Linked DNA regions of Homo sapiens: region 2 is linked to region 1. A link is a contact called in ENCODE Hi-C or POLR2A ChIA-PET data. All regions are on one chromosome and are shown on one strand. Each heading gives the region's core, a stretch centred on a gene start or an enhancer-like site at or near the end of the contact. The rest is flanking DNA. Distances are from core to core; before and after follow the strand shown.

Evidence for each region. Hi-C counts contacts between places; a loop is a spot of excess contacts on that map. ChIA-PET counts read pairs that join two places held with the same protein, here RNA polymerase II (POLR2A). Pooled maps may share reads with other maps.
Region 2: a map of MCF 10A shows a loop between it and region 1 (4-fold over the local background). The contact joins the promoter of RIC8B here to the enhancer-like site in region 1. A Hi-C loop is called at or near these places in 1 of 168 maps with a recorded cell type or tissue (MCF 10A) and 8 of 50 pooled maps. POLR2A ChIA-PET finds 5 or more read pairs at or near these places in 1 of 52 experiments (WTC11).

The regions. Positions count from the first base shown.
Region 1 is chr12:106,225,740-106,229,947 of GRCh38, forward strand. No RefSeq gene overlaps it. Among named protein-coding and RNA genes, the nearest start is that of CKAP4, 20 kb to the right of the region's middle. Within about 2 kb of position 2,017, at least 13 of the 41 ENCODE cell types and tissues checked have a DNase peak (open chromatin) inside an H3K27ac peak, as active enhancers do.
Region 2 is chr12:106,772,592-106,776,799 of GRCh38, forward strand. It overlaps RIC8B (RIC8 guanine nucleotide exchange factor B), which reads left to right and starts at 2,091. Exons shown (of 10, transcript NM_001330145.2): 1 at 2,091-2,238. The coding sequence starts at 2,155. LOC100287944 (a long non-coding RNA gene) reads right to left here and starts at 2,240. Exons shown (of 4, transcript NR_040246.1): 1 at 2,099-2,240. RefSeq lists enhancers at 1,240-1,791, 2,562-2,611 and a silencer at 2,002-2,231.

The sequences.
Region 1 (4,208 bases), core at 767-3,266:
CAGTGCTGCCGTCATGGGTCACTGCAGCCTTGACTTCCCAGGCTCAAGCAATCCTCCCACCTCAGCCTCCTGAATAGCTGGGTCTACAGACATGCATCACCACACCCGGCTAATTTTTATATTTTTTGTAGACATGGGGTTTTCCGCCATGTTGCCCAGGCTGGTCTCGAACTCCTGGGCTCAAGCAATCTGCCTGCCTTGTCCTCCCAAAGTGCTGGGATTACAGGCACAAGCCACTGCACCTGGCCAGAACCCAGTGTCTTAACCACCAGTACTATACACACAGTACAAGTACATAGTTGTATCCTGGGACATTATGGGAAGCTGATTTTATTACTATGGGAAAGGGAGTATGGTTTAACAGACAAAAAGCAGGCCTTATTAGAGACAAACAGAGTCCGAGTCCTGCTGCTACCACAGACTGCGTGCTCCCAGAGCAAATTAATGACCATTTCTTAGTGTCTGATCAGTAAATCAGAGACAACCACTTTTACTCCCTGGGATAATCGTCAGGGTAAGCGAGATGATAAATGTGTTCCACCTAAAGCATGACATCAAACACAAAACACAATTATGGGTGACTATTACTTAAGTGAAGGACTAAGCATCCAACATTTGACTTGCCTTATTTAAAGGGCGCCACTTGCACTTTTTTTTTTTTTTGTCCTTTTTGAAACAGAGTCTCACTCTGTTGCCCAGGCCGGAGTGCAGTGCTGTGATCTCAGCTCACAGCAACCTCCGCCTCCCAGGTTCAAGCGATTCTCCTGCCTCAGCCTCCCGAGTAGCTGGGATGACAGGCACGTGCCACCACGCCCAGCTAATTTTTTGTGTTTTTAGTAGAGATGGGGTTTCACCGTGTTAGCCAGGATGGTCTCGATCTCCGGACCTCGTGATCCGCCCACCTTGACCTCCCAAAGTGCTAGGATTACAGGCGTGAGCCACTGCGCACTTCTTAACTAGCTTGACATAGGAACGATAAAGGTCTTTCGGTATCTAAACTTCTACTAACAAAAGATTCATATTAAACAAAACCCTTTATTACCTAAGTTTTCAAAAGGGGCTAATTAGTAGGATAGTATACACATTACAAAAGCATTCATGTCACAGAGAAATACACACATAGGTCTTTTAAATAGTGGATTTCTCTGGTATTTTTAATGGTACAATTGGATTTTATCCCCTTTCTGGAACAAGAGCGAAAAATGAAGAAATCATTCCTGTGATCCCTGACTCTGACACTAGATGGCAATAAATTCTCACTTCAATTATGTTCTCTGGGTTCCTACTGCCACAGTCAGCTGATTTGGGGCTATTCCCCAGCTGAAAGTTCAGGGGCTTGAGCCGCTCTGGATTTTTTACTGGTGCATCCCGGCATCTTCTGAAAGTGAATAGTCTTCACATGAGGTTATCCAAGATGTCAGCCCGGCCCGGCCAACATTCCCCATTTCACCCCAATAAATGAGAAAACATTAATTGTGACCCAGTGTGTGCCGGCCCCCATGGGAGCTACAAACAGACCCTTGGTTAAGACAGAAGCCACCCTGGCCCCTAGAGATCTGCTCACTGTCTAGTCCTTTTTCCCTTAGGCCTCCTCCTGCCCACCCGAGGCTCCAAAAGACTCTTGTGCAATGGTTAAAGTCAAGGAAAGTTGGATCTGGAAGAGAACATGAAGATTACTTTATCTCCCCTCACTTTTCAGATGGGAAAACAGATGGAGGCCCAGAGAAGGAAAGTGAATTATCCTAGGCAGCACAGCCCGGCAGGCCAGCATTCGGACCAGAGTCCTGATTCCAGGTGACTTCCCCCATCCCTGCTGTTCTTGTCACACCATGTGAGAACTCCGTCCTGGAGTGCAAACCAAGATCATACCCGTGAATGGAAGAAAACAAAAAGACCTAGCCTTCTGAGTTTCCATGAAGGACTCTGTGGGACAGGATGTGTCCTCACACCAGCAGCCACACCCAGTTGGTAATGCCTCTTTCAACACAACATCACCAGCTATTTGAACACAGGCCGGGATTTCCCCACAGCCCCATTACCCAACAGGTATTGCTCCTGAGTGTTCGCTGCCACACGCGGGGGCTTGCACAGCAAGGCCAGGCTGCCACACCCCTTCCTGCCAAGAGTGGGTTTTGCTGCCTGCAGCAACTCAACTGCCCTGATTCTTCGCTTACTTCTGAGCATTTTGCATCTGTGCTTAGGCCTGGAGCCAAAACAAATTGTGGGGGATAAGAGAAGAAATTAGGCCCTGTCTTCTTAGCCAGTTAGTGTATGAGCTTGGGTGAACAACTTCTCTGAGACTCAGCCTCCCCATCTGTAAAACAACAGAATTAGATTAGAGCCTTCTCTCAGCCTTAGCTTTCTAAGGCCTGTCACATGGCTACTTAGCTATCATTACTATGAAAAGTAATCATGCGTAAATGCAGCACTTCACGTAATATATGTAGGCGTCATTTGTTTTCTGACCTGTACTAGTTTAACTATTAAAAGTATAAGCTTTTCTCTATGTGTTTCTTCCCCTTTAAAAAAAAAAAGTTTAATTACAAAATATTTCTGACCTATGAAAAGATATCAGGAATATGGGGAGGCCAGGCATGGTGGCTGACACCTGTAATCCCAGCACTTTGGGAGGCCAAGGCAGGTGATCACTTAAGTCCAGGAATTCAAGAACAGAGTGAGCAACAAGGCAAGAACTTGTCTCTACAAAAACACAAAAATTAGCCGGGTGTGGTGGTGCACGCCTGTTAGTCCCGGCTACTACTTGGGAGGCTGCGGTGGGAGAATCACTTGAGCTGGGGAGGTAGAGGCTACAGTGAGCCAAGATCGGCCACCGCACTGCAGCCTGGACGTATATATATCACATATATATATACCATCTCCCCATATTTTTTTATTTTTCTGAACAGAGCAAGACACTGTTCAAAAAAATTGTAAAAATGGGGAGATGGATATATATGTGATACACAAACATAGCAAAGTGTTCATTATAGTATCTAAGTAGTAGATATATGAGTGTCCGCTGGACAATTCTTTCAACTTTGCTGTTTGAATTTTCATAATAAAATATTGAAAGGAGAAAAAATGTATTATGAGTGATATCATGAATACTTAGGTAGCCTCCACTCAGCCTAAGAAATCAAATGATCTGAATTTGGATATTCGGTCTCCTAGTCATTTCTTGGTACTTTCACTACAATGTATAGTATTATTTTACACGGTAAAATGTCTTAGTTTTAAGAATTAAGGAATTTCTGAAGTGTCACACTGTGTATTTTGTCTGCAGCTTATTTTTTCACTCAGCATTTTAGTTGTGAGATTCATCCCCACGATATATGAGATTAGGATTTCTTCCTTTTTGTTGTCGTTTTGAGGTCTATTGTATGAACAAGTGATAGTGGATTTACTGATCTTGTAGCTACTTTCTCGGTGTTTCCACTTTTCTTTCTTCGTAAGCGGCGCTGCTGTGCCCATTCTCTCCACGGCTGCATGTCGCCTTGTGCGCAGGAAAGGGGACACAGTGGTGTTCAGGGGCTCTGTGGAGACACACATGGCCTCTAGCACAAGTGACCTGGGTGTTCAAACTATGTCCTCAGGAACCTGTGTTTTGCCGACTCTTGGTTCTGTTTTCTTCTATGCTGGCCTCATTCTCAGTGGACTCTGCACATGTGGTGGCCTTTAGCAGCCCTGGGCATTTATCCAGCTTGGCAGTCCCGGTGGGCAGAAAGCATCCCTTTCCAGAAAGTTCCAGCAGTAGTCAATGGACTGGATGGCGACCTGTATTCCTCCTGCACAAGTCAAACCAGATTTCTGATTGGCCAAACCTGGGTCATGCACTCAGCCCAGTCAGTCTCATCAAAGCCAAATGGACTGAGAGTGGGGAAGGGGTGATTCCCTAACAGAAAACAGAGAAGTGGTCACCAAATGAAGGAGGACTGGATGCTGGGCAGGCAACAACACATGTCCAGGACCCAGCAGTCCTCATGTGGTCCCTTGACCGCTGCACAGGTCACCCTGCATGTGATTATGGTGCCATTTACATGTCTGTGTCCCCTGTTTGGCTGGGAGCCTCTCAAAGAGGAAGACTTCATCTTTCATCTCATCTCCGCTGAGCAAATGCAGCTCAGCACCCAGTTTATAATAAATGACAGTAGGTGGAATCAATCCCTTGACCAAACACATCCTGAAGACGGGGAAGGGCAATTCAACCC
Region 2 (4,208 bases), core at 841-3,340, 550 kb after region 1:
CAGAGCAGGCACCCAAATACTTTGTTAACAGCTCTCAGTTTTTGTCCCAGTTCTTGTTACTTAACTCATCTGACCCTGTTTTCTTATCTATAAAGTGGGAACAATACCTTCCCCAATGATCCATTGAGATTAGAAGTATTAAAAAGTTCTGTAAACTGTTAAAAACAATTGCAAGATGTTACTATTAGCTTAGAAAATTAGCTAACTATTCCATGACCTTACTAAAATGTGCTTTTTGGAGAGATGGATTAAAATCTTTCTGACTTAATTTATTACAGAGCACCTACCCCAATGCCTGACTCAAATATGCTCAATAAATGTTTGCTGCATGGAAAGTATAATATACAGAAAGACCAAAAGCTCCATAAACTCAGGTCCCATGTTCGTTCTTATTTCCGAATTCCCAGTATCTAGCAGAATATCTACCACAGCATAGAAGAAATTCAATCATTAGATAAATAAACTTTTGCCCCCTCTAGTTCCTCTTCAGCACAGCTCAAGAGGGAGAGACTGGTAGGGGAGACATCAAGGATGATTATGGGTAAAGGCTGCTTGGAATGGAAAACTTGAAATTACTTGGAGAATTCATCCACTTTCCATCAAAAAAAAGCTTGGGAGAGCAGAAAGAGCACAGGCTCTGAGTTCAAATTCAGTTTCCAAAAATCTGCAATTTTGATAAATTAACCAACTAACCTCTCCAAGACTCAGTTTCCTCATCTTAAAATGAGAATAACTCATATGGGTGCTCACTAGAATGGAAGCTCCATGAAGGCAGGGACTTTACTTTGGGCCCACTGTATCCACACTGCATTTAACAGCACCTGGGCACAGCACAGGCTCTCAAATATTTGTTGAATGAATGTGTATGAAATTGATTGAGCTAACACAGGTGAAGTATTAACAGAGTGCCTGACACGTAATTACCACCGGGGCAATGGGAATCTTTGTCATCACCACCACCGCTACTGTATCGGTATTATTACAGTTCCCGGAGGTCGTAGAGCGGCCGCTTCGGGGGGAAAGGCCTGGTTTCAAACCTCGACTTTCCCATTCTCTGGCCGTGTGACTTAGGATAAATTACTGAAACTATTCGGGTTCCTTTTTATTTCCACAAAAATTTGTGTTGGGAGAATTAGAGGATATAGGGAAATTACCTAAGAGAGTCTGGAGCCCCGGTGGCACGAGATGCATGCTAGAGATTAGTATTAAGGCAGAAAATCGCCGAGTCCTCTTTTATCCAGATAACTGCCTTCAATTATTTCCCACATTACTGTAGCTGAGTACATAACAAGAACGCAAATAAGGGTGGAAGGAATTCCCGAGACCGAAACCGCTAAATGAGAAAAGGGAATTAAACCGTGCTTGACAGTTCCCACCAAGGGATGGCAGTTTCCGCGACCGTCGGCCAGTCCAGCCAGCCCAGCCAGCCGAGACTGAAGCAGGACAGTCAGCGACATAACGAACAAAACCGAAGCAGACGCTTAGACCCTCCCTCTAACGGTCTCCCCGCCGCTGGCCTCAGGCGGCCGCCAGACTCCCGTTTCCGGCCCTCGCGGTACCACAGTTCCCAGCATGCCCTTGGCGGGAATTCTTTCCGGCTGGATGACTACCAATCCCAGCATGCCATTCGGCACGCCAGTAAATTAGATGGAAGAGCGGGATAGCCCCATTGCATGCAGGGAATTGCAGTCCATTTAGCGGCTGGTTCATAGATGGGCGGGGAAGAGCCGGGTTGCTCTAGTCCTTTGAGAATGATTCATAGAGGAGGGTCAGGAAAGAAGAACGGTTCAGTCTGTGAAAGCCCCCTTAAAAGACTGGACAGTTCTCCGAGGGAGGGAGAGGCAGGAGAGCAAGCAGGGCCTTGGGCCTGACTCCGCCTCGGTCCGCTAGCCAGGCCTCGACCGAGTCCTGGGCCTTGTCAGGGGCGGCCGTGAGGCGCCGGTTGCTGGGGGAGCGGTGACGTCGCGGGGTGAAAGTTGAGGGGCGGTGACGTCGGGCCGGCCCGGGCGGAGGCTGGCGGGTTGGAGGCAGGACGGAGGGAGGGAAAGAGGGAAGGAAGGAAGCTGGGAAGGAGCGAGCGGGGGCGCGAGGCGTTTACCTGGAGGCAGCGGCTTGGGCGCGCAGAGCGGCCGCGGCTCCCCCGCACCTGCGGCCATGGATGAGGAGCGCGCCCTCTACATCGTCCGGGCCGGCGAAGCAGGGGCTATCGAGCGGGTCCTGAGGGATTACAGCGACAAGGTAAAGAGTCCTGGCCCCGGGCGTGCGGTATCGCACCCCCGGGCCGCCCTCCGTGCTTGCACATCGCATCCTTCCCCACCCCCCTCATTCCGGGGATGCGCATTGCTCTCCCCCGAAAACGTTTCCGGCTTGGGCATGCGTGTTTGTGCCCCCAGCCTTTTCCATCCATGCATCCTGCATCCCACTACCCCCACTGTAGCGCCCACTCCTCTGATTCCTGGCCCAGCAGCTTGACCTCCGGTCCTCCTCTCAAGCGTGCAAGTCACACCCCCGGAATCCGTAGATGTGCATCTGTGCCCCGTGCCCCACTCCTGGATGCATAAATGCATGAGAGGCTTCCTCACCTGTATAGCATAAAAATACGTGCTTCCCTGCATAAACACGGCCCTTGACATGCATCAAATGTATCAGCAACGATGGCAGTTTCTATACGTTTAGCACTGTACGGTTTTCAAGGCATTGATGTCTCATCTATGGTCTCCTTTGATCCTCAGAGTGTTTATAGGGTAGATGGTATCATCCTCCCCATTTTATAGATGAGGAAACCGAGGTGCAAAGAGCTGAAATCACGCCCAAGGTCATGGACATATAATGTTGTAAGTGGGTGGAGAATGTAACTCCTAATGATACCTGTTATTTGTATCGCATTAACAGCTTTCCTATCCATTATCTTATTTAATCTTACAGCAATCCTGTGAGGTATTATCTGCATTTTGCAATTGAGACTCTAGATTGGTTAAGTAACTTGCCCAAGGTCATACTTGGAGCTGGTATTCCAGTTTAGTTCTTTCCACTTCACAACTCTGCGTAAAAGAGTATCTTGTTATAAATCCCAGTCACTTCTCAGAACCTCTTTCCAAGAACCGTTAGCTCTTCATTACTTTTCCTTCCAGGAATTTTACATGCTCACTTCAAAAGATAGCCTACCACACCTTTATCCTTTGGTTTAGAAGACTGCTTTATAGGAATGACTGGCGACTCCCTTCTGTGAAAACACACCCAACACCAAGTCACAACCTAGCTGTTAATGTTTTTCTTTCTTTTGCCCCCGTACATCGTCTCCCCTTCAGTGTTTGCTTTGTGTCCACCACTGCATCCATCCACTTTGTATTACTGACAATTGGTGTCTTATTTTTGAATCTTTTCCACCCGGGGCAGAAATGGCATACTGGTGGCTGAATTCCCGTTTAATCTTCCCAACAACCCTGGGAGGAGAGTGATGGTATTCCCCAATTCACAAATGATAAAATTTAGAATGATAATGTGGTCCCAAGTCCACACAGCCACTGAGAGATAGAGCTGAGATTTGAATTTACGTTGTCCAACTCCAAGTCCAGCGAGCGCTCTTTCTGCCGTACTGTGTTGCTTTCCTTGGGAAGATTCATAGGTTCTATCTATTCATATCTTAGCTCCTTCACTTTCTGATACACTTTATTGTTGAACATGTCTGCCTAATTTAGGAATAACTCATTCAATGCATAGTTGTACATATTGTGGAGATTATGATTTAACCCGATTTATTACTGCTTTCCAGAAAAGATATAAGGCAGCTTCAAACTGATTTTCAGAAGCAAGAAATGCAAAGAGAACTTGGCCATTTGTTGAATCAACTAATGTTTATTTAGCACTTACTATATGCCAGATACCCAGCAATAAATAGGAATTTGTTTCTGTAGGGGAGGAAGGAGGAAAAACCTTCAACTGGATATAATCACGTTCTTTAATATTTCTCCTTCCCTTTATGGCTAAACTAATTAGACTCCAGATTTGCTTCCTCCAATTTATCTCTTCTCATTGGTCTCCCTCCAGATTGGTATCTACTTACCACTCCTGGCCAGGTGCTGTCAGAGCTTAAATCCTGAACATCTCCAGCTCCCCTTTTGTATTGGGAATGTTTTTAAGGTTGTTTTGCATGGTGTGTCTTGCTTAAGGTGGTATCTGAAGTGTTTCAAAAGATTCCCAAACCCTTG